Linked DNA regions of Mus musculus: regions 1 and 2 are each linked to region 3. Evidence: chromatin loops called from intact Hi-C (ENCODE). Cell type or tissue: left cerebral cortex. All regions are shown on one strand.

Region 1 (8,000 bases), 130 kb after region 3:
CACTGAACATCTTAATTTATGAGAATTCCCGTGGCCCAGATCTCGCTCTCCTGGAGGCCACAGGGGGTGCAGCTGGAGGTGGTGGGGCAGGCCGAGGGGACGATGAAGAGAACCGAGAGCACCGTGTCCGGAGGATTCACGTCCGCCGCCATATCACCCACGATGAGCGTCCCCACGGCCAACAGATTGTCTTCAAGGACTGACCTTGGCCTTCCCCCGCTGTCCTCTTGCTTCTGGGACCTAGTCCCTCTGTCTCTTTGCCCCGGCTCTGCTGGCCAAGTCGTGGGTCTTCCCTCTGTCCCCTCGTTGCATGCTGTTTTCAGTGAGCCCTTTCCTTCCAGTCATCACCACTCACTGCTAACCACATGGTACATTCCAGCATTTCCCTCTGGCGGCGCTCTTCAGAAAGCCAGTGACCGCCCCTCCTCTACATCCTTGTTCTGCCATCTTTCTCTTACCATCTGATTCCCTTTCTGTTTTGTTAATACATTGAACACACGTGTAGAAAGGACAGTGCTATCAGCCACACTCCAAGCTGCTTTCCGCCATTGCAACAGAGTACTTTGCCCCTCCTGCCCCACCATCCGCCACCTCCCTAACTTTGTACTAGGCTGGCCTGGACCTGTGCCAGCTCTGCTATCGTGATCTGTTTCATATTATTTATTATTTTAATTTTCTATTAAATTATTGGAATAAAGTTGAGCTGAAGGTCTGCTGCTGACTCTCGGGTGAGGGATGCTGAGACGCTTATGTTAAGAAGATGCTACGGAAAAAAACAAAAACAAAAAACAAAAAAGATGTGCTGGGCAGTGATGGCACATGCCTTTAATCCCAGCACTTGGGAGGCAGAGGCAGGAGGATTTCTGAGTTCGAGGCCAGCCTAGTCTACAGAATGAGCTTCAGGACAGCCAGGGCTATACAGAGAAACCCTGTCTCGGAAAAAAAAAAAAAAAAAAAAAAAAGAGAGAGATGCTTATGCCTGGCTGTTTTGTGGTAGAAACATGAGCCCCTTGTCCCAAGCCCTGGCCTGGGATTGGTAACTGGGAAGGAAAGAATCAGGACTTAGGAGAGGATTGAGAATTTGTATTCAATGCTGGCTGAGGAGGTGGAGAAGAGGTCCTGACCACCACTCAGGCTGTCCGTGAGTGCAGCATCACTCAGCTCAGGTGCCAGAAGCGTCTCTCAAGGGTCTGGAGCGAAGACAAAGTCGAGAGCTTGGCGTTCTGCCCCAGCCACATTAGGATGCCAGAGGTCCACAATGAAGACCACTCGAGGCCCATCTTCAGGGGATCCTAGGGCACACAGGGATGGAGACAGCAGCTGATACCAGAACTCATGTGCTAGGATTCATAGTATAGACTGAGGAAAGCAAAGTCAGCACCAGGCCCTCACCAGTGGTGCATATTTGTTCATTAAGCCACGGTTTCATCCTGTAGCCCGGCCCTTAAACTCACCATCCTCCTGGCTCAGCCTCCTGAGTTTCACCATACCTGGCATTTACAGTGGTAGCTCTGTGTGCCCAAAACGGGTACATTTTATACCAGCTGACAGGCATGATATGATTAAATAAATGCCTAAGGTTTCACAGCAAGAGGATAGGGGTGCAGATAGTCTAGCTTATGGGCCTAGCCCATATGCACAGTCACCCGGTAAAGAAGGCAGATGCCCCACAGGTGATTGGAGGAGCTGTGGCTCGCCCAAGGCTGTGCAGTCCCAAAACAGTGCTGCTGAGAGCAGATTGGCTGGAATCCCTCCAGGTCTTTGGTCCCCTGACCCACCAGAATGTGAGTCCTATTACCATTATGAGCCACTGTGTGCAGGAAGGAGTCGTCCACCAGGAGGCAGTGCCCTTCAGCCCAGCACTGGGGCTCACCACCAACAACCAACTCACAACCAGGAGGGATCTTCAGGCCTGTGAAGAGAGAATGGGAATGGAATCCACCATTCCTGCCTGTGTTCAGGGGGCCTGCCCACTCAATGGGCCTCACAGGCCAGATTCTGTGGAAGTCCTGCTTTGGGAAGCATATCTGTCATTTGGAAGAAATCTCCCCTAAACCATCTCCTCCTGGACTTTCTGTCAATTCAGTTCCAGAATCTACTGTGTACTGGGCACCTCTCCCATGAGGCAAAACTAATGGATCCAGTCTGACCCCAGGACCTTAGTCGAGTGTGCTGAGAAAACAGCCGACTCTGACGTAAGTAAGACATTCCGGAAAGTCGTCCTTAAGACTGGGTAGTGTTCCCAACCTTATGAAGGTTAAAAGTCCAACATGTGCATGGTATCTCCAGGGAGCAGCCAAAAAGCCCTCACCCAGGGACCAGGGGTTGGGATGAGCCCTGAGGCAGAGGGGTGGTCCCTGAGAAGCCCCAAGTCCTGTAAACTGGCAGGGAAACTGTTCTGTAGGAACTCCACGTCATGCCTCTGGGTGTCACATGGCACAGAGGGGTGAAGGCAGGTCTGGTAGGAAAAGTAGTATGCCCCAAATCATAAGATCCACCCAGCTGGCAGTACACAGAGATTTATGCTAAGCTGAAGTCATAATATTTACTTTCCCAATTTTCTTTCAATCTTTAGAACATTAGAAAATCTCAGGGGGCTAGGGAGATGGCTCAGCGGCTAAGAGCACTGCTTGCTTTTCCAGAGGTCCTGAGTTCAATTCCCAGCAACCACACGGTGGCTCACAATTATCTGTAGTGAGATCCGACGCCCTCTTCTGGTGTGTCTGAAAACAGAAAATGCCAGGTTGGTGCTATTGAACACCCCACTAACATTGCTACTTATCAGCGAAGAAGCCTAAATAAAGTAGGCTACCTACTGCTCACACCTTTGATCCCAGAACTCAGGAGGTAGTGGGAGGCAGATCTTAGTGAGTTTGAGGCCAACTGGCCTGTATTTAGATTCCAGGCCAGTACTACATAGTGAGATGTAGATTATCTCACTATACTCCCTAGACTAAATAAAAGAGAAATAAGACCCAGGCTTGCCTCAGACTTGTGATCCTCGCCTCAGTCTCCCAGGTGCTGAGATTACAGGCATGCAAGACCATGCCCTGCTCCAAGCAGTCTCTTTTTACAATTTAAAATTCATTTTCTGGGTATTTCCTCTTCAGGGCAAGTAACACTGACCACTTACATTTCAGTGAGAATTTCTTTTAAGTTAAAAGGGGGGAGGGTGGCTGGTGGTTGGAGACAAAGAGTCAGCGTGGGACACTGTGTAAGCCACCACTGACTGGATAGATGCATAAAAACAGAACTCAGATCTGGTTGGGGAAGATTCTGAGAAAAGAACCAAAGTGCAGAAAGAGGTAGTAAAGTAGGAAAGATGGAAGGTTTGTAGACAGGCTATACTCACCCAGATGGCATCTAACCCGAGCATTGGTGGGTCCACAGCGGCCCTCAAGCCGGGCCCCAGGCAGTAGAACGGAAAAGCCAGCATTGCCGAAGGTATTGGCACTCATGAAGCTCCGTAGCCCCCTCAGTGCCCGATAGGCTCCTGGGCACCGCCGGCAGTTGCTGGGTTGGCATCGGCCTGCTTGGTACAGCAGGAGCTGGTAGCACCCAGGGGCCAGGGGTGGGGACCAGCCCCGAGGCAGAGGAGTAGTTCCTGAGAAGTCCCAGCTCACAGCCCCGAAGTCCCGCAAAATGGCGGGAAAGCTGCTCTGTAGGAGCTCCACGTCATGCCTCTGGGCATCACGTGGTACAAAGGGGGACGAAGGCAGGTCTGGTAGAAAAAGTAAGCCAGGGCGCTGAATGCCCATGACCCCTGCCCCTCCTGTGAGGCCAGAGCCTCCCTGAGCTGCCCGCCTCACCCTACCCATCCCAGCCCAGGAGTAACGCCTGGCATAGGCCCGAAGCCGCCTGCTCACTAGACCTTCTGCCCTGGGTCCTTCTCCAGAATCCCCAAGGCCCCTTGGGCCAGTCTGAGAACATACATCAGGCATACCACTAACACCCCCAGCTCGGCTCCCGGTCCCCAGGGCCTGCATGTCTTGGGAACCCAGTCGGTAGCAATACCAAAGGAACAGAGAAGTGAGGGCTCCGAGGAGCATAGTAAGGGCTGAGGAGCCTAGAGGCAGTGGCCATGGAAACATGATAGGCAAAGAGGCCCTGGCTAAGTGGCAAGCTGCATCTTGCAGACCCCAGCTCCCTGGTACCCCCAGTTCTCCACCTGACCCCTCGATGACTGCTTCCTGATTCCCTCCCTTCCACATCCCCACTCCTGTTCACTCCTCCTACAGGCCCCCCAACAAACCTTCCCCTCACTTCCCTCTTTCTTTCTCCCCTTCCTTTTCTATTTGTCTCCACTCGGAGATCACTCTTGTTCTCTCTTCCTTCTGTGGTTCCTCTCTCCTTTCCCCTTCCCGCAGTCTCCTCTTCCTTTCCTCTCTCCACCCTCAGTCTCCCAGTCTCAGCTGGTTTCTCCTCCCTCCACTCCAGCCCCCCTTTCCTTATCGACCCCTTCTTTTTCTTCTAGCTTCCCCTGACAACAGCGGTTCCTACTCCACCTGGCCCGCAGCCCCACTCTATAGCGGCTCTTTCTCTTTCCTCTCTCCTTGACCTGTCTTCTCCCTCGAAAGGGTCGGGTCTGTCCTCTCCGATTCCCGACCTCCTACACACCCCTTCTTGGGCGCCCACTCACCCTGACGTCACTCCTTCCCGCAACCCTCTCTGTTTAGCTACCCAGGACCCCTCCCAGAGGCAGCCGCAGCCCAGCCCTGCAAGGGGGGTGGGGGGAGACTTCTCTCTGGATTTGCCGCTCCAGACCCCCTCCCCCAGCCCTGACCGAGCGCCACGTGGGGTACAGGGACACAGTGCCAACCTCTAGCCGCCCCGCAATGCGAAAAGAAGGGCAGGGCAGACTCGGGGGCGGGGCGAGAGCCCTGACCCGCTCGTGAGGCCGGTGCTCTGGAACTGCGAGTCCGGCCGTGGGCCTGCGGGTCCCTGGAGAGGTCGGCCTGTGACTCCCCTTTCCCCTGGCTTGGCTACGCCAGAGCCAGCACAGAGCAAGACGCGGGTTCGCGAAAGCGGCTTCAGCCAATCAGTGGCTTCAAGGCCGCCCGTGCAGGCGGGGCCGGGAGCTGTCCTCGCGCCCAGGTGCTGAAAGGGCACTCGCTTGCTCAGTGGCAGAGCCAGTAGATCACGGGTGGTAGCCGCTAGGCTGCAGGTCTCTGTCAGGTCGCCTGCTAGAGAAGGGAGTCTCAACACATACCCATCAGGCTCCTTACAAACCTGGATACTCCCCATTTTCCTGCGGGAGGGGCGAGCCCATCCCACCTGAGCTTCCATAAAGGGCATAGTGAAGGCCCGCGGGGAGGTCCGGGTGTGGACAGAGGACATACTGGACAGGCCAGGAAGACGTGAACCAAGCTGTGCCTACTCTTGACACCTTAGGAAGACCAGGTGCAGATACCAGATGTTCTGGAATGGCGCCGGGAGGGAACCTAATTACTACTGGGACCAGAGTTTCCTTCCTCTCCCCTAGGGGCCTCGGGAAGTGCAGTCCTGGCTCGGCATCCCTCCTTCCTCCATCTGCACTTCCTCCTCCTCCCTCGTCAGAGAATAAATCCCAGGCCCCTCCTTTCACCCGTCCCCAGGATCTGACGTGGGCTTGACACCTTTCTCAGCTTCTCCCTCCCGCAGCTCCAGTGGCCGAGCTTCAGCTTCCCTGGTTCCGCAACCCTTTCCCTCTTCCTCTCCGAGATAAGCCCCGGTTGAACCTCATAAGGGCCCTCTGGATCCTCAAGCCCACCCTGGACCCTCGGAAGCTGCCTTTCCCCTCCCACTTTCCCCGGCTATCTATCTATCCATCCCGATGGGCCCAAGCTCCCGAACAAGGGGATAACCTTCGGCCCTCTCGGCCCCACCCCCCGCAGCGGGAGCCGCGCCCCCCTTTGCCATAGATCGCAGAGCAAAGGATAAAGATTGAGCAAAAGGGGGCGGACTCCAAGCAACCTCTAGGCCAATTCTGCTTCTCCATCCCAAAGGAAGAAAATTTGCCTTCCTTTGCCGACCCTTAGCAGGAAAGCAAAATTAAAGGAAAAGATAAAAGGACGCAGAGGGAAAGTGACAGCGAGATTATTCAGAAGAGCCACAGAGGAGAGAAATTAGTGTGAGTCGCCATGGGGACTCCCAAGGCCCAGCACCCGCCGCCTTCCCAGCTGCTGCTCCTAATTCTGCTGAGCTGTGCCTGGATTGAGGGTAAGGACATGTGGGGGTGGGCCCTGGGAAGGTTCTCGCGGGTCTTCTACCTTCTTTCTCTGAAGATATTGAGTCTTCCGAGCTTGTGGGGGAGGGGAGGGGCACAGTTGACTGGGAAGGGGCAAGCCAAGGCTCTTTGACTGTTACACGGAGCCCTTGAACTCCTAATTTTAAGGAGATAGAGAAATGAATAAGAAGAGCATTTAGTTGTATCTTAGGGGTTAAAATTCGGGAAGAAGAGCTGAGGGAAGTTGGGTGGATTTCTGCGGAGGCGGTAGAAGCAGGCAGGGTACCTGGGTGGGAGATGGAGGTACTGGGAGAGATGCCAGGCGCTGTACACACAAATGTTCTTGGACATATGGACAAAGGCAGATGAACACAATCAGGGATATTCAATCCCTGACTCTACTCTGATCCCCAACCAGAGTCTAGAGAAGGCACAGAGGCTGCAAAGACTGCAGAGAGAGAGAGAGAGAGAGAGAGAGAGAGAGAGAGAGAGAGAGAGAGAGAGAGAGTCTGCAGAGGCAAAAACCCTGAGAGAAAGCTGGCACTGCGGAAGCAGTCTGGGAGATGCTGTCAGACTCTCCTCAGAGTTTAGGGATCAGGGGAGTATTTCACTGGGGAGGAATAGAAAGCAGTCCCAAAGCACACCCTGCTAGAGCTGTCCAGGGTTAGTACTAATTAAGGTTCTCACTGAAGGCCCAGAGACCAGGAGCTGGAACTCAGTGAGGGAGAGGGCAGATTGGAGCCACTCCTCTGATCTTGGCTCTCAACCCAGCCTGGGACTCCCTGAGTGTCCGATAAGATGTGCTCTGGGGAGCATCTCTCCAGATAAGGACAGGATGTAGAGGAATGGAGAGGTTCACAGGACTTCACCTCCTAGGTCTGCCCCTGAAGGAGGATGAGATGATGCCAGAGCCTGGAAGTGAGACTCCCACAGTGGCCTCTGAGGACCTGGCTGAGCTGCTCCATGGGGCTTTGCTGCGGAAGGGCCCAGAGATCGGCTTCTTGCCGGGTGAGGCCCACAGTGTGGCATAGGAGTAGAGAGAGAGGCTATGTCGCTGAGAGCTGGAGTGCCTGGCTAGAGGGAAGGCGGGTTAGAGAGAGTTCTGTGGGAGAGACCCCCTAGGAAGCTGAGAAAGAGTCAAAGCTGGCCCTCGACAGAACCAGAGACAGGGACAAAATGAGGAACAGTCAAGAGGTCATGTATACAGAGAGAAAAATGTGAATTCAGACAACCAGAGTCACAAAAATGGCGAGACAGAGAGAGATATAAAACCAGATCATAAAACTAGGATCATAAAACCAGAGAGCAATAAGAATGCTAAGCATAAAAAAGCTCCAGAGAGAGCTAAACAGAGAGGAGAGAGAGAGAGAGAGAGAGAGAGAGAGAGAGAGAGAGAGAGAGAGAGAAGGCAGGAGTGAGAGCCAGAACTGGGGGTGGGGAGAGGCTCAAGGGGGCCGTTAAGACGGTGGTGAAAAAGAAAAAGGGAGTTTTAGCTACAAAATCTTGAGAGAATGTGGGGAGCCTGTGTGGGTAGGGGAAATGGAGCCTGTACCCTGTGGGGAGGCTTTGGGGTGTTTATTCTAAGCTGTTCCCCACCCCCATGGGCCAATTTGCTGCTCCTGTGTGCTGACTACCCTTAAACTATCTCAGGATCTGACCCAGACCCCACACTAGCCACCCCTCCAGCCGGCCAGACTCTTGCAGCACCTTCCCTGCCACGTGCCACTGAGCCAGGGACAGGGCCTCTGACGACAGCTGTCACCCCCAAGGGAGTCAGGGGGGCAGGCCCCACCGC
Region 2 (8,000 bases), 200 kb after region 3:
GTCTGTGAGCAATGAAGGGAGGTGGCGGGTCTCCCCTCCTCTCTCCTCCGGGTTTGCTCGGCCCTTCTTCTCTGGTCCCCTCCCCTAAGCTCCACTGCTGCCGCGCCGCCCCCGCCCCTAGCACGCCTCCTGCCCCTCCCGGATAGCCCAAGAGAACCTCGTGCCAGGCCCCGTGTTACCTGGGTAACCGGCCTGGGGACCACTCGTGCCCCCTCCCTGCCCTTTCTCGCCCCCTCCCTGTCCTTTCTCACGCGCACCTCCTGGTGGGGCACCCCCTTCTTCCTAAGTCCTCGGCCCCTCCCGCCAACGGTCACCGGGGGATCCTGGCAGAGACCTAGGTCTGCGAAGAGACGGACCAGTGAGGATTGGGTGGAGGCACCCTGAGCAGCATAGATGGGTTAAGCAAACAGGTCTAAGTTTGGGGTGGCTGCAGGGGAACTGCGTGGGGTTTCAAGAGAAGGGAGCCTGCAGAACTGAAGCCTTCCTACTCTTGGAAAGCAGCAGCAGCAATGCGTGATGGAAGCTTAAGGGAGGGTCTTTGTAAAGGTTTGAGCAAAGCCCAGAAATGGAAATTCCAGCAAGCTAGGAAGGGCCAGGGCAAGCAGTCCATGACCACCACAGTGGGACCCGAATGCAGCTTACTGAACCCTGTGTCAACCATGGACCCTGGGATCTGTATGTGCAGCCTGGTGCTGGGTTGTAGACAGGACAGCATCAATAACTAGCTTGGCATCCCTAATCTCCAGTGGGTATTCTGTGCCTGTTCAGATTGGGTATTCCCTGAAGACCTGGAATCTGCTCTCCATAACTTCTGGATTCTTGGCCCTACCCTAAATTTGTGTTGTACTGCAGCTAGAGGTTGTACCTCAGAAGAGAGAAGCTACCACTTTGCAGAGCAGGAAAGGTTGGGACCAAGATCAAGGTCAACAAAGAACCCCTCCCTCTCCCTGGGAGGGGTGAGGCATGAGCACACACAACAGGGGGCTTGGTGAAGATAACTTAGGAACTCAGAGACAAGTTTTTATTTAAAATTTATTGTAATGGGGTCTGCGCAAAAGGAGGGAGGGGAGGGTGGGGAACATGCAAGGGACACAGGAACACGATGACATGGCCAGGGCCATAGCTTCTGTTATGGGAAAGAGGAAGAAAGACCAGGGCTGGAGCTGGGGTGGAAGAGGGAAGGGGGAGACACTGTGGCTGCATTCCCCCACCCCCAGGAAGCACCTCTTGTCCCTGGCTCCCCTCCTTTGCCCTGGCCCCCTAAGATTCCATCTCTCTTGTTCTGCCTCTGGCTCCAGTGGCTCCTTCTGATGCTCCCCTTGGCTTCTCCCTGGACAGACACTCCAGTAGGATGCTTGGGGTTTAACCACCCAACCTTACTCAAGTATCCCTCTGCCTTCCCCGCTTCTGCCCCTCCTCAATACCACCTTTTCTCTCCTCTGGGACAGAATCTTCTTTCCCCTCCTCTCTCCTCCCTACCCCTGGGAAAAAACAACAACAAAAAAGAAAGCACCAACTCCCCAGGAAGGGGCAGCAGACAGTAGGGGAGGGGACAGAAGGAGGAGAGCACAGGACCTTCTAGGAAAGGCTCACAAATCCCTGGGAGGCAAGGCAAGGGGTTAAAGGTGAGGGCAGTGGCTGCTGCTGTCCTCTGCCACCCCTGCTCATTGTCCAGGGGACTTCAACACAACTCAGGGGACAGGTGTTTGTAGGGTCAGCTCTGATAGGGAGAAGAAAGGAGCAGGAGAAACATTGTTAAAACCTAGTGAATTCCTTCTTCCTCCTCTCTGTCTGGAGGCTCCTTGGTTGATGAAGAGTCGTGAGGAGTTGGTGGGAAGAGGAGACTGTACCAAGAAGAGCTTTCCTCCACTCTCCCCTCTCCCCCATCAACTTGGAGCTCACCAAGGCTGGGAGGGAAGTGGCTGAGAGCTCACTGGTACCCCCTCTGCCCCAGAGAGGGAGCCCACAGCTGTGGGGGGGGCTGCCACCACTGCTGCTGCCGCCGCCGCCGCTGCTGCTGCCGCTGCCGCCATTGGACAAACCTCACCAGTACCTATAGGGAGAAACACCAAGGATCACAGCACAACCTAAATGGCAAGAAACATGTTCCATACCCCAGACTTTTCAACTATTTCCCTATTTCCCCTGGGACACAGCCGTTACTTCCTATCTGGTCCCCAGAGGCTTCGGCCTGCCTGCTTACCCAGACTGAGCATGTCCATACTGCCCTCTCTGGATCCCAAGGCTCCCTAATCTGAGTGACAGACTGGCATCCCTGGCCTTCCTGCGATCCCCTATTGGGCCCTTTGAGTTCCCTTGTCCCACACATCCCATGCTGCCCCCCCCAGCCATGTCCCACACCTTGCCTGGTGGGTGCAGGGGTCCCCCTCAGCAGGTAGGCTGTGGCTGGGGGGCATCTCCCGGGATAGGAGGGGCGGCCCCCCCCAGATGGGTCTGCATGTGGCCGGCCAGCTGGGCAGGGGTCTTGCAGTGCACGCTGCACAGCTTACACAGGATGCGGTCAGCCCGCGGGGCCTGGAGCCCATGGTCCTTCACCGCGTGGATGCGCAGGTATGCTGCTGTGGTGAAGCCTATTGGGGGGGGGGGTTGGGATGGGGGGTTGGGGTCAGCCTGGTGGAGACCCCAGAGACAGGGCTGTTCTCCTAGGCTGGGGACACCCTCCTCACATGGCACTGTCCTCCTCCCACATCCTTGGTAGGCTGGGGCCAACTACTCCAGAGAAGCATAGCCTTTCCCTACGCTTGCTGGGGACTGGTTTGTGTGGTGCCCTTACTTAGTCCTTAATCTCTACAGAGACCGTCCACGACACGGCTACCTAGCTTTTTAAAGGCTTGACTCTCAGTGGAGACGGCTGTGTCCCCCCCCTCTCCAGTGCCCCCGTCTCAGCTCCTTTAGTCACCAACCACAGTGAAACAGCTTTCTGCTACTGGGTAGGGTGCATGCTCGTCACACCCCTGCTGATGTACTCCACCTGCCCCAGGAGCTGGAGACAAGAGCTTGTGGCTGCTAAGTTGAAACCCTTGGGACTGGCTTTTTGGCTATTCCTTTCTCAAAGTAACCACGTCCCACTTCATTCTCCCAAGCACACCCATGAGGTTGAATTTCTGGTAGACGGTCTCCTGTGAACCATGGCACATAATTTAGTGGTGGTGTTTCCAATGCTGTTGTACTTGCCCCTTAAAGAGTTCTCTCTACTCGCCACAAGCTCTTAGCTGCAGCACCCTTGACCCACATCGGTGAAAAAAAACCCAACAGCTCTGTGCCCCCCTTTTTAGTCCCTGCCCTCCTGGCACCCCTTAGCATGTACCTTTGTTGCAGAGCTCACAGACATGGTGAGGGCCCTGGCTGTGCACCTTCATGTGGTCGGAAATATAAGCCGAGCTCAGCATCTTGCCACAGACATGACATGGCACCTTCTCCTCGTGTCGGACTGTGTGCGCTCGGAGGCGATCCTTCGTAGCAAAAGCTGCCTCACATTTCTGGGGGAGGGTGTGGGGTCACAGGAGAGTTAAAGCTTCGGGGAGTAGAGAGAAGGGAGCAAGATAAGGGGATCAGAGTCTCGGGGGTCTTTGATCTGTAGGAAATGGGCGTGAGATGACCAGGCCTTGAAGGAGAAATGTGAAAATGGAGTGAAGAGGCAAAAAGAGAGAGAAAAAGGGGGTCTGAGAGGCTGAACCCACACAGCTACAATGAGGATCAAAATCATGAAAACCAGGACAGGAGGAAGCTGGCTTCCTACCTCACATTTGAAGGGCCGCTCTGTTGAGTGCACTTGTCTGACGTGACTGTTGAGGTGATCCGGCCTAGGGATATGTTGAGGTGGGAGGGGGTGTGTGTTAGGGCTTAGGCTCCAAGGTAAGGTGTGCCTCAAATCTACCTAGGTTCCTCCAAAATGCCTCTGCAAAGGTCCCAGCGTTTCCCCCTCAGCTTCAGTCCTCAGGCAGGAAAGCCCTCAAACCAAGATTCCTCTTCTGCCCAGAGGCTGCTTTCCTTCAGCCCAGAGACCCACCTCTTCTAAAGTACCACCCCCTGTTCCTAGCAACTTCCCTCCTCCCTGGGAGTGGTTCCTGTCCCCAGGAACGGGAGCCGCCTCCCCACCAGCCAAAGACAGGCCACCTTGTTGCCCTCCCCCCCACCGGCCTAGTGGGCAGCGAGGCCCCTGCACACCGGGAGAAGCTCTTGCCACAGTGGGAGCAGTTGTAGGGCTTGTGCACAGCGCCGTCATGTGAGCGCACGTGGTAACTCATGCGGTCCTTGCGCTTGAAGCGCTGCTGGCACACAGGGCACTGGTAGGGCTTCTCGTCCGAATGCGACAGCTTATGTCGGTTCAGGTGGTAGACGTCGCGGAAGGCCTTGCCGCACATCTCGCAGGCGTGATTCTTCCGGATGCGCTTCCCAGAGGCAGTCGTGGTCACAACGCCACCGGCCGCCACCGCGGCTGTGCCGCCGCCAGCCCCGGCTTCTCCCCCACCCCCGCTGGCCCCGCTCAGCTGGGGGACACTCAAGAGGCTCAGGGGCACCATGGTGGGCATCTTCATAGCACCCGAAGGGACCCGGCCAGCCTTGGCTCCCGTGTGGATGGCTTCGTGCCTTCGGAGGTTGTAGCCGTTCTTGAACTCCTTGGCGCACAGGGCGCAAATGTAGGGCCCCTTGCTCTTTGTCTTCTTCTCCAAGACAGATGCAACTGGGGCCACGGCGACCGTCGAGGTTGGGGCGACGACAGCGGTGGCAGCCGCTGCTGCGATAGTGGCGGCCGCGGCGGGGGGCGCGGCCTCGGCGGCTGGTGCGGAGACGGCAGGGGGTGGCGGAGGAGGCGCCGGAGGCTGCTTCAGGGCCGCTGTGTCCACTGTGGAGGCGGCGGCAGGGGCCGGGGGTGCAGTAACCACTGCAGCGGCAGCCGCCGCAGCAGCCGCCGCCGCCGCGGCTGATTCCTGCGCGGCGGCGAGAACCGGGAGCAAGTCCACTTGGAGGGGCTCGGCCGCCGGGGCCTGGGGCGTGGGTGGGGGCGCCGGCGCGGCCTGCGGAGACAAGGCGCCGTGTGGGCCGCGGTCGCTGGTCGGCGCCTGCCCGCCCGGCCCGGCCCCTACTCACCTGGAATGGACTCTGGGCGCAGCCCTGGGAGGCAAAGAAGCGGGACTGGAGCTCAGCCCCGACCTGCAGGGGGTTCTGGGCGTGACCCTGAGGTGGCGGGAAGGAGTTCATGAGGCCGCCCACCCCCCGGGAGTCCAGGCCCAGCACGGGGAAGGGGGGGGCCAGCAGCGTGCAAGGGAACACGGGGAACATGGCCTCGGCCACAGTGGGGGCCCCCGGAGCTCAGCGGGAGCCGGGGGCACGGGCCGCGCGGGGCCCGGGCTCGGGGCGCCGCCCCCGGCCGGCCGGGTTGGGCCGAGCCGAACGCATGGCCCGAGGGCCGCCCCGCCGCCCGCGCACCCCGGCCGGCGGGAGGGAGGGAAGGAGGGCGTCTTGTGGGGCGCGGAGCGCGGCGGCGGCGGCGACGCCCCCTGGGTGGGGGCGAGAGGCCCCGCGGGGCCGAGGGCCGGGGCCGGGGGCGGGGGGCCCGGGCGGCGGCGGCGGCGGTGGTGGCGGCGGTTGGAGCCTGGCGGGGCGGGGTGGGGGGAGCGAGGGAGCAGCTTCGGCCCCCGCCGCGCGCGCGCGCCCAGCCGGCGCCTCGGGGAGGGCGGGGGAGGGCGCGAGGGAGGGAGGGGGACAGCTGCGCGCGCACCGGGCGCGCGGAGGGGGTGTGGGACAGGAGGGAGGGCGGGCAGGAGGGGGTGTGGGAGGGGGGGCAGGGGCGGGGGGGGCGGGGGTTGTTACCTGGAAGATGAAGCTGCTCCAGTTGCTGGGATCCATGGCGGAGGGAGGAGGGAGGTGGCTCGCGCTCACCCTGGGGCGGGAGGAGGCAGCTGTGGGGGAGGGGGACCCAAGGAGGAGGCGCGCAAGGAGGGAGGGGGGAGGAGGGTGGGGGAGCGGCGCACACTGCGCGCCGGAGGGCGGGCGGGGGGCGCGAGGACACACAAGAGGCTGGAGCGGGCGCGAGCGCGAGTGCGCGCGGGGCCAGCGGGAGGGGGAGGGACAGGAGGGACTCTAGAGGGCGGAGGGACTGGGGAGCCACCCAGCAGCCCCGGTCGCCCCGAGCGCGAGACCCCCAAGACGGTTGCTGATTGGCTGGCGATGGTGCAGGTGGTGGGCGCGCGGGAGACTAGGCGGCTTCTCTTCCCCCACTTGAACGATTCCACCCCCCACTTCCCTCCGCCAGCGGCCGTTATTTCGCGCGCACGCGCACATAACAGGGACGTCGTTGCTGAGCGGGAGAGTGGGGAGCGCGCCGAGGGAGTTACAGCGGGGCGGGGCTAGCTTGGAGCGCGTGCCCGCTTAACGGTCGGTCGCTGTGCTTAAGCTTTCGCGTCAGCTTTTTGATTCTTCTAGGCCACCGTCCCCTCCCCATTCCAGTGGTTTATTTACAATCTTGGCCTAGTTTGGGGGTTTCCCAAAGATGGCGCCTACATGGGTGTCCTGCAGAGCTTGATCCTGACCCCCAGGGTAGTTATGGACTCTGACCCCAGCCCTGTCATCCTCAAAAACCAGGCTCAACCATGGAATAAAAACTGTATTTACACAACACGTCACTATACAAGGATTTTTAAAAGAAGGTAGTGTCAAGAGGGACCGCTGTGCTGGCTGGCGGCCAAGCTCAAGAGATTCGCCTGTAAAGAAGAGGAACGTGCGTTAGCATAGCAGCCTAAGGTGGGCTGCGGTGGGGGAACACCATGCAGAAAGGGCAAAGGTGGCCTTACCTTCAGGAAAGACTCCACCTGCTTCCCAGAGATGCCTTCCACCTGTTCCAAGTCCTCCACCTAGTGGGACAGCAACACTAGGAAGGGAGTGGACACAGCACGGGGACCCCCCCACTGCACCTGTCCCCAGGGTTGTTACCTCACTGAAGGGGCCGTGGAGCTCCCTCCAGCCCACGATGAGCTGGGCTTTCTTCTGGCCAATGCGCTGCAGGCTGCGCAGTTCCCGAGCTGAGCCTTCATTCAGCAGATCCAATAATTTTTTGCGCCCATGTGCCAGTAACTCTGGGCTAATCTGTACCTCCCAGTAGTCCTCATCCTTTTCCACAGCTTCTGACTCAGGGGATGGCTCCAGCTATGAGGTAACAGAAATGCCAGTAAAGGCAGTGGGTGACTGCCATGACGAGGCACAGTCCATCTCTCTGCGGCCTCTCCCCTCTGGTCACTAATTTTGTTGTGCTTCTTTAATTGCTAGCTCCTTTCTCAGTTGCTGTGAAGAGTCAGTGAGTGACTGAGCGCACACATCAATCCTGATTAGGAAGAAGTGTAATTCAGTGGTAGAGCGCTTGCCTTCCATGCTTGAGGGCTGGGGTTCAATTTCCAGTACAGGGGGGAAAAGGGAAACCAAACAAAAAACCCATGCGGGGGAAACTGCATCATGCCATTACAATGGGGACAGTTCTACTAATGTTTTGTGTGGAGAAAATTATATTTTTCATTTTATGTGAGAGATTCTTAAATACTTGTCCATTTCCTAAATAGGCTCTACAGTTCTTAGAGGGCAGGGGCCACATTAGATCCAGTCAGCAGCCAATCCAAACACAAGGGGCATCAGGGGCATCAAGAAGAAAAGAAACAGTGGTAGATATTTTCTATGAGACACATCCATACCTCACTCCCCCACCACACCCCCTCAAAAAAGCTCTATAAGGCATCTTTAAGGCATTATGCAAAAGGCTCCCAGCTGGAAAATGGGGTGGGACTCACCTTCCTTTTGGGGCCTTTCTTCAGGAGCTGGATTTGGTTTGAGGACTCTCGCTGCTTCTGAACTGAAAGGAATTTGGAACTGGTCAAAGACACAGGCCACCTCCTGCCCTCCCTCCCCTCCTAGTAACCATTTGCTTCTCCCATTTCTATTTCCCTAGCTCCTTCCTTTCAACATGACTTTTTTTTTTTGAGGCAGGGTCT
Region 3 (8,000 bases):
CTGTCTCCAAAAAAAAAAAAAAAAAAAAGTTATTTTATTTGAGTGTTTTGCTGGTAAGTACATGCAATACCCAAAGAAGCCAGAAGAGGACGCCAGATCCCTTGGAACTGGAGTTACAGATGGTTGTGAGCCACTATATGGGTGCTGGGAATCAAACCCAGACCCTCTGCAAGAGCCCTCAGTACTCTTGATCACTGAGCAATCTTTCCAGCCTTCTCTTTTGTTAATTTTAAGACAGGGTCTTGCTATATAGACCATGATGGTCTCCAACTTGTGACCTTTCTTCCTCAGCCTCCAGAGTTCTGGGATTGCTGTTCTGTGCCACCATAAAACACTAAAATATTATGTTTTGGAAATATGGACCAGCTCCAGGGGCTATAGGGAAAACTGAAATAATCTGACCTGGGTCTAAAACAAAGTGATAGGGTGTGTGGCTATACATCTGCAACCCCAGCCTCGAGGAGGTAGACGTGGGACACAAGGAGTTCAAGAGCAGCTTGGGTCATGTAGACATTTCAGGGTTAGCCTGAGGTACATAAAACCCTAACTCAAAGGAAACAACACACAAATGGTATGTCCGCTTATCTCGGATAAACGTGAAAGTAAATCAGTTAGGCATGGCACACAGGTCTGCACCCTTAGACCTTAGGTAGCTGAGATGGATGGTCAGGAGTTCAAAGCCAGCCTGGCAGACACATGGCAAGACCTTGTCTTAGACCAAACAAAAAGTACACCAAGGATCCAAGAGAGATTAGACCGCAGGCATGCCTGGTGACTTACAGTGACTATGAGGAGTGGGGCTCGTGGGCCTTTGTGTCTTTGCAGTGACTGGGGTGCGGGTGGGGGTCTGAAGAGCACTGTTTTCATGGCCCTCTTTCTCTTCTGCAGACAGGCATGGCCCTGCTCTTCCTGCTGGGGTGTGTCTTCTTCCCACTGTGCTTTGTGGTATTACGCTGGGGGCTGCAGAATCGAACCAGCTTACGGATGGAGAGGCAAGAGGCTGTCTTGGTGGCATCCAAGTAAGATGGGAAGGTGGGGCCAGAGCTGGTGGTGAGTCTAAAGAGCAGCTGGAGTGGACTCAGGATGCAGGACAGTGTGGGTGGGGCCCTGGTAGCTGAGTCTTTTGCAAAGGTGAAGTCACTGAAGTTCAGGTCCCTCATTTGGAAATGGGGACATGTGAGAATCATGTGTCTAAGGGCTGTGGACACCCTTAGGAGGTGCATGGCGATCCCTGGGGAAGCAGAAGGGGTTTGGCTCCAGCCAGGCATCACAGAGAGAGCATGTGAATCCAAGCCAGGGCCTGTAAGCCAGGCAGGCGCTCTCCCACCCAGCTGCATCTCAGGCTTTCCCCAGAGATAGAGCTTTACTTTATGATCCAACCTGGCCTTGGGCAGGGATGTTTGTGCTGACAATTGAACCTTTATTTACTTTTTTAGATTTTTTTTTTTTTTTTGGTTTTTTGAGACAGGGTTTCTCTGTGCAGTCCTAGCTGTCCTGGAACTCACTCTGTACACCAGGCTGGCCTTGAACTCAGAAATCCACCTGCCTCTGCCTCCCAAGTGCTGGGATTAAAGGCGTGTGCCACCACTGCCCGGCTTAGAATTCTTAACATTTATTCGGAGGGGGTGCACATGGCGCGGCTCACATGTGGAGGTCAGAGGACACTTGTGGATGGTTCTCTTCCACGTGTTCAAGGGATTGAACTCAGATTGGCAACAGGCGCCTTTAACGTGCTGAGTCCTCCCACTGGCCTGAAAGTGGTTTTTTGGTTGTTGTTGTTGTTATTTGGTTTAGTTTTTGGTTTTTGGTTTTTTGAGACAGGGTTTTTCTGTAACCCTGGCTGTCCTGGAACTCACTTTGTAGACCAGGCTGGCCTTGAACTCAGAAATCCGCCTGCCTCTGCCTCCCAAGTGCTGGGATTAAAGGTGTGCTCCACCACGCCCGGCTAAGTGGTTGCTTTTTAACCGACAACTCAGACGAGAATTTAAGGAGATACTATCTTCTGCTGGCAACATCATACTGGGGAAAAAATGTATTTGTGGGAGAGGTTGGGCCCTCGGGCTGTTACTATAAAGGTGAACAATGCCGGGGTGGAGCTGGGACTGGGGTGTGCAGAAAGCAGTGCTTCAGGGTTGTTTTTGTTTTTGTTTTTCTTTCTTTTCAATGCTGGGTATGGAGCCCCGAGCCCCTGATGTGCTAGGTAGCTCCTGAGCCCTCAAAGGCAGAATTTACCGAGGAGACTCTGTAAATCCCCAGAAAAGAAAAACGAAAATCAAAAGCACAAACCCGAAACCTGTCTTGTTCTGCTGCAGCCTGTGCTATCCACAGTCAGCTCTGGATCCCCTGACCACGTCTGTGTTCACAGACACGTTCTGATCCATGTCACCGCCCCAGCTTAGAGCCTTGGTGCTTTTGTTCCTTGCTGTTTTGTTTTTGTGTGTGTTATTTTTTGTTTTGTTTTTTAGGTAGGGTCTCTCTCTGTAGCCCAGGTTACATCTTCTAACTTTTGAAAGGTTTTGTATTTTGTTTTATCCCGTTACTCTTAGTGAGCCTCCTGCCTCAGCCTTCTGAGTGCTGGAATTTCAGGCCTGTCCCTTCATCTAGTAGCTCAAGCTAGGCTAAGTGCATCTATTTTTTGACAGGGTCTCCTATGTATTCCTGACTAGCCTGGGATTTTTGCCGGGATTTTGCTGTATAGACCTGGTTGTCCTGGAAGCCCCAGGGCTCTGCCTCCTCTGTCTCCTGTGCACCCCAGGGCTCTGCCTCCTCTGCCTCCTGTCACCACTGTCTTTGGATTTTCCTGAAGTGAAGCAAACATAAGCTTGAAATCCTACTTTACTAATAATGAACATAGCTATGTTATCTTGACACTTTAATAAACCCTCTAAGCCTTGGTTTCTCCTTCCTCAACCCCTAGAAGACTTAAGAAGCATTGACATAAACCATGCTCAGTCTGTAGTAAGACCTGGGAAAGTGGACCTCTTCCCCTGTGGTTTCCAGGTCTACGAAGGTCTCTAATAGTAGCCCCAACTCCTGCGGGTGTCAAGACTTCCCTCAGCCACTCCCACAGACTGCCACTAGAGGGCAGCACAAAATAGCGAATTGGCCCCTTCCTCTAGGGCGCAGAGGGAGTAGGCTGTGGGCTGGAAAGGTCAGTTGTCAGTAGATAAGTAGGCTCATCTCAGGGTCAGTGAGAAACTCAAGCTACAGTGAGGTGTCAGTCCCCATGATATACAAGTCTGAAGGACAGATGGGTTTGGGAAAGGCCAGGCTCTAAGAGGCCATGTGAGAGTGAGCATTAGTAGTTGTGTGCTAGGCCTAAATTACCCTGGCCAAAGCACGGGGCTGCTCTTCCCCTTGGATTAAAGGAGGAAGTTGAGTCAGCCAGCCACCAGGCTCTTCTGTGTAAGCAGGACTGTTCTGAGGAGTGGCCGAGGACAGGGAACCAAGGCAACAAGGAAAAGGGGACTCCAGGAGGCCATTGGCCTGAGGGAGGGGCCCCGGCTTCCATAACTCCACTGGGTTTTCCAGGCAGCAAGCACCCTCTGCTCTTCAAGCCCACCTTCTAACCCTCTCTCCCAGGCGAGCACTTCCTCTGTCGCCCAAGCTGGCTACCAGGAGTGATCCTCCTGCTCCTGGAGTGCCACCAGGTCTACATGACTGCTTCCTGTCTCCCAGTGCCCTGGTGCTAGCCATCAAAGCCATGCTGGAGGGCTCTGACAGCCAGCCATCTCTTCCCACTTAGCTCTGTTCCTGTCACATCTTAACTTTCTGATCTTGGGGAACCTTGGCTCCCACCTCAGGGCTATCCCCTGACCTCTGAAGAGCATAGGAGCATAGATTTCCCCCTGGGCTGTCACAATAGTGAGCCACACTCCTGAGGGAGTGACTCGTTGTGGTGCGAGTCGGAGTGCAAGCGAGGTGACTGATGTAGTTTCCACTCCCTCTGACTGGAGAGGCGGACGGGCGGGGTGGAGGGGGCTGTGGGTCTGAAGGACACCGTGAAATGGCTTGTTCCTATCTGTGCCTTCAGGGAACACACCATCTACTCAGGCTGCTTTCTTCAGGAAATCTTCTTGGCTGGAGTGAGCACCCCTAAGCTGAGATCCCTGCAGGCCACTGAGGGACACCCATTTATGTTTATAAGCACCAGCAGAAGGAAATGCCAGACATTTTTAAAGTGCTGACAGGAAAGGCGGCTCAGTACTCCTGCTAGGTGGAGGTGTCCGGGGGGGGGGGGGGGTTTAAGAGAAGAGCCATCCTTTCCCTAAGCCCTTGTCCCCAGCAGCCCCCTGCACTGCAGCTCCTGTCTCTTTAAGGGCCTCCCCCTCCCTCTTTCCTTGTCCCCCCCCATCTCTGTCGCAGCCGCTGCTGTGGCTCAGAGCTGCATGGGAGACAACGCTGCTGCAGGTCCGGTTTCTTGGTGTCTGGTCGGTGCCATCATTTCCCTCCCCCTCTCCCACCCTCCCCAAGCTGGTGGCTTCCCCTCCCCCTCCCCCTCCTCACAGAGGGGGCAGGGGGCTGGGCACCAACTCTATAATGCCATGTGCGGTGTCTGCACAGGGCAGCGGGGCTCTAGCGGCAGCAGCAGGAGGAGGTGGTAGCCTGTGGTGGCGGGAGAGCGGTGTTGACTGGTGACCGCTTGCCCAGCTGCGCCTCCGCTCCGCTCCGCTCCGTCCTTTCCTCCCTCCCTTTTTTCAGGGCTGGCACCACCGTCCCCCACCCCGCCTCCTTGGGCCCTCCCAGCCTCTCCACGTAAGCCCCCCCCCCACCTGCCGCGGTTCTCCCTCCCCTCCCCCACTGCATCTTCCTCCTCCTGTCCCCTCTCCCTCTTGGTCCTCTCATCAAGTCCTCCCTTGGTAGTCTCTCCCCATCCTCTCACCAGCGCTCTGTCGTCCCCCCCCCCCCCCCGCCACCTAGCTAGCCCTTTCTTTCTGTGTCCCCAATCTCATTGAAGTCCCTTTCTCCCTTGCCCTGAACTGGTCCTCTTGTCCCATCCTGTCCCCGCCCTGGCCCCTTTGTGCCTCCCCCTCCCTCTTTCTCTCTCCCTTTCTGGCTTGGCAATCCCTTCTTCACCTCCAACTCCCTCCCTCAATTTGGCCTTCCTGTCCCTTCTGGACCCTCTGGTCTCCCTGCCCGGGTTCAAGTCACCATGCTTACCCCAATGGTGGCTGGGGGGGTGGTGTTCCCCGGACTCTTCCTCCTATCCAAGAACACGCTCCAGAGGCTGCCCCAGCTGCGCTGGGAGGAGGCCGACGCAGTCATTGTCTCCGCCAGGTAAATGGCATGCCTTCCCCGAGAGTTCAGCCCCTCTCTCTCCAACAGGCTTCATGGGGAAGGGACCCCAGCACGCCCCTGGGCTCAGTAGTGGTGGGTAGGTTACATCCAAGCTTCCTTCCCTCCTTGGACCTCATTGAAACCCAGCCATCTGGACTACTATTGAGCTTGAGCTTGCTTCCCTTAGCACCTTCCTATCCTCCCTCTAAAGCAGGGCAGCATGTGACTAAACAGTCCCACAAGACACCCAGGAGCAAGCCAAGGGGCAAGACTGTGTTTTTCAGGGCTAGTGTTTGGGGGTCAAGGTGTAGAAAAGTAGACAGTGAAACTTGTATATCTCTAGAATAGGGCCGCCAGGAAGAGGGCCATGGTAAGAATCAGGAAAATAGTGGGAAAGTGTGTGTGTGGGGGGGGGGGGGGCTGGGGTCACTGGGGCCAGTGACTCTAAGTATGAGCCTCATGGTGTCTGGGTGCAGGGACAACTGGGACTCCCTTAGCCCTCATGGGTCCCTTCCCTCCCTCCCCAGGGAGAGAGAGCTCACTGTTAGGCACTGGCTCACCTCAGGACGCCTCCCTGGTGTCCTGGGAAGAAGATGATTCCACTGGCACAAACTAGGAATGAAGAAGGCTGGGAGAGGCGGGAACTGAGGATGGAAGCTAAGCGCAGCTTGGCTGAAAGTGATGGTGGGAAAGCCTGGCTTAGGTGGAGGCTGATGTGGAATCCTGAGGGGTAGGGTTTCCACAACACAGAGACGGGAGACGCACACCTGATTGTCACTCCTTCCTCTGTCTTCCTAGGTTGGTGTCCTCTGTCCAAGCCATCATGGCCTCCACAGCTGGCTACATAGTCTCCACTTCCTGCAAGCACATCATAGATGACCAGTGAGTGCCTCAGGACCACCCCGCCCAGGTCCCAGCGGTCTGTATGTGGGACCTGGGATCCCCCAGATCTGTAGTGGTCCCTAAACTCGGGATCAAGAAAGTTCATGTGATTGCTGCAACTCAATACCAAGGATAAATTTATCCTGTCCTGTCTTAAAGGTCAGGAGCAAGGAAGCAGGGGTAGGAGATCAAAGGAAATCCTCAGAGCAGTTCCTGGTCAGCTTCCTGGCTCTTGTCTTAGGTTCTGAACGCCAGCCATGTCTTCTCCAACTCTTGCATCGCTCCTACTCTGTTCCTATCCAGCCCCTTACTGTCTCCTCACCATGTCGGCTCACCCCTCCACTCCTTCTGGAATCCATGACGAGCCTCAGCACGGGTCCAGGGCAGAAGAGAAAGGGATGACACAGCAAGGCCACAGAGGGTCAGGCCGTGGGGGTTGGGGGTGAAGAGGCCAAAAATTGGCACTAGCAGCTACTGCAGTATTTGGTGCTGCCAAAAAGGCCCAGGCCTGAGCAGTGGCTCCGAGGAGGGTGAAGGGGACACGGGCCCTGTCCGTGGTGCTGATCTGCACTTTTTTTTTTCCCCTGCTCACCGTGGGCAAATTTGCTGTGAGCCCAGGATGCCCTTCCTCAACTCATGACTTCTGGCTCTAATGCCCTTCTGTAGTGTCCTTTGGGCCTCAGGGGACATCATCTGGGTGACCCTGGTCTCCATCCACCTTCTGGTGTATGTTTGTCTCTTCTTTTCCTATGGGAGAATTCTCTCCTCCTAGGACTTATAGTGAGATCACACTCCTCCCCAGAACAGCTCTGCAGGGAGGAGCTGAGTGTGTTAAGTGCCTAGAACAATTCTTGGCTCCATCGTATTGAGGCTCACCTCTTAGGATCCTTTGCCATGTGACTTCCCCTTGCTCTCTCCCAACCACTTCCCCAGCTAAAGGGTCCCAGAGAAGCTTGGTGCCGGACACCTCCTTCTCACCTATTCTTAGCTAGAGGTCACCTTTTGGCTCTTGCATTCCCAACCTCAAGTCCGTTCTTGGCCTTGTTCCACCTTTAATCCTTAGGTAGGTGGGAGGATCAGGGTTAATCCAGGGGCAACAGCTGTCCTTCCTTCTGAGCACCTAACTGCTGAGAGAGCAGGCATGGAATCTAACCCCTCACTTGTCAACCAAGGGCTGAGTCCCTTCTAGTTCTTCACATCCCAGAGTCCTATGGCTTCCATCCCTCAACGCATCCCTAGGCACGCTCTGAGCCTTCCCTGAGCACGGTTGGGTCCTGTCTGTATTTCTGCTGTCTCTAGCTAGCTGCTTCTTCCCTGCCACCTGACTCTGGCTCCTGGTCACATCCCTCTACAACACTGCAGTATGGGTCCCTTTGAGAGAGGGCTGTCCCCTGCTCCAGGTCAGCCCACCTGAGTAAGCCACTGCTGGCTCTGTTCTCACCACACCCTCTCACCAGCATTCACTTGGTGTATGGTGGCTAGCTGGATAGCTCTTTGCTCTGTTCCCTCTGGGCCTTTCTGTCTCCCATCCCCACCCCAGGCCTGACTGAGGATTCCTGGACTTGAGAAAGCTTCTGTGCTGACTCAAGAGAAAAAAAAAAAAAGCGCAGAGTTGCGTATCTGTGTGCTTCCCGTATTTGTTTACTCCAAAGTCTGTAGAACTCTCTCTGTTCTTGGCATCTTTGCTCGGCAGTTTCTCTTTACTGCTGGCCATACCTGAACTAACAATAGACTTGCCACCTTGGAGCAAAGGCAGGCTGCACTGACAGCCCCTCTGGTGCCCTGGGGACCGGCTCCAACTCTCTGACCTTCTCGAGACAGTGGGGCCGAGCAAGGACTCC

What was found. Peaks named below come from ENCODE experiments on the same cell type or tissue, not always from the same donor. Only the 100,000 strongest peaks of a DNase experiment are listed, where the experiment ranks them.
Region 1: a loop joins it to region 3, with 4 times the contacts of the local background. A loop is called at or near these places in 24 of 42 quality-filtered maps.
Region 2: a loop joins it to region 3, with 2.0 times the contacts of the local background. A loop is called at or near these places in 7 of 42 quality-filtered maps.

Annotation. Positions count from the first base shown.
Region 1 is chr7:126,944,919-126,952,918 of GRCm38, forward strand. It overlaps Kctd13 (potassium channel tetramerisation domain containing 13), which reads left to right. Exons shown (of 6, transcript NM_172747.2): 6 at 1-691. The coding sequence ends at 203. Asphd1 (aspartate beta-hydroxylase domain containing 1) reads right to left here and starts at 4,241. Exons shown (of 3, transcript NM_001347657.2): 1 at 3,353-4,241; 2 at 1,799-1,912; 3 at 1,069-1,292. The coding sequence starts at 4,211. The coding sequence ends at 1,183. It overlaps Sez6l2 (seizure related 6 homolog like 2), which reads left to right and starts at 5,617. Exons shown (of 18, transcript NM_144926.5): 1 at 5,617-6,198; 2 at 7,082-7,213; 3 at 7,856-8,000. The coding sequence starts at 6,120. In left cerebral cortex, CTCF peaks have their summits at 1,837 (motif pointing right) and 2,731 (motif pointing left); DNase peaks (open chromatin) are centred at 1,823, 3,983, 4,697, 5,119 and 7 more places; H3K4me3 peaks cover 4,744 bases; H3K27ac peaks cover 4,930 bases.
Region 2 is chr7:127,021,116-127,029,115 of GRCm38, forward strand. It overlaps Prrt2 (proline-rich transmembrane protein 2), which reads right to left and starts at 96. Exons shown (of 4, transcript NM_001102563.1): 1 at 1-96. It overlaps Maz (MYC-associated zinc finger protein (purine-binding transcription factor)), which reads right to left and starts at 5,364. Exons shown (of 5, transcript NM_010772.1): 1 at 5,113-5,364; 2 at 4,189-5,039; 3 at 3,761-3,824; 4 at 3,329-3,500; 5 at 1,019-2,053. The coding sequence starts at 5,304. The coding sequence ends at 1,899. It overlaps Kif22 (kinesin family member 22), which reads right to left. Exons shown (of 14, transcript NM_145588.1): 11 at 7,800-7,861; 12 at 6,955-7,167; 13 at 6,816-6,875; 14 at 6,616-6,725. The coding sequence ends at 6,678. In left cerebral cortex, a CTCF peak has its summit at 4,241; DNase peaks (open chromatin) are centred at 441, 2,027, 2,150, 2,979 and 6 more places; H3K4me3 peaks cover 5,520 bases; H3K27ac peaks cover 6,830 bases.
Region 3 is chr7:126,818,936-126,826,935 of GRCm38, forward strand. It overlaps Tlcd3b (TLC domain containing 3B), which reads left to right and starts at 4,368. Exons shown (of 5, transcript NM_029978.1): 1 at 4,368-5,277; 2 at 6,076-6,159. The coding sequence starts at 5,153. In left cerebral cortex, CTCF peaks have their summits at 91 (motif pointing right) and 3,071 (motif pointing right); DNase peaks (open chromatin) are centred at 3,096, 4,061, 4,414 and 4,643; H3K4me3 peaks cover 2,276 bases; H3K27ac peaks cover 2,365 bases.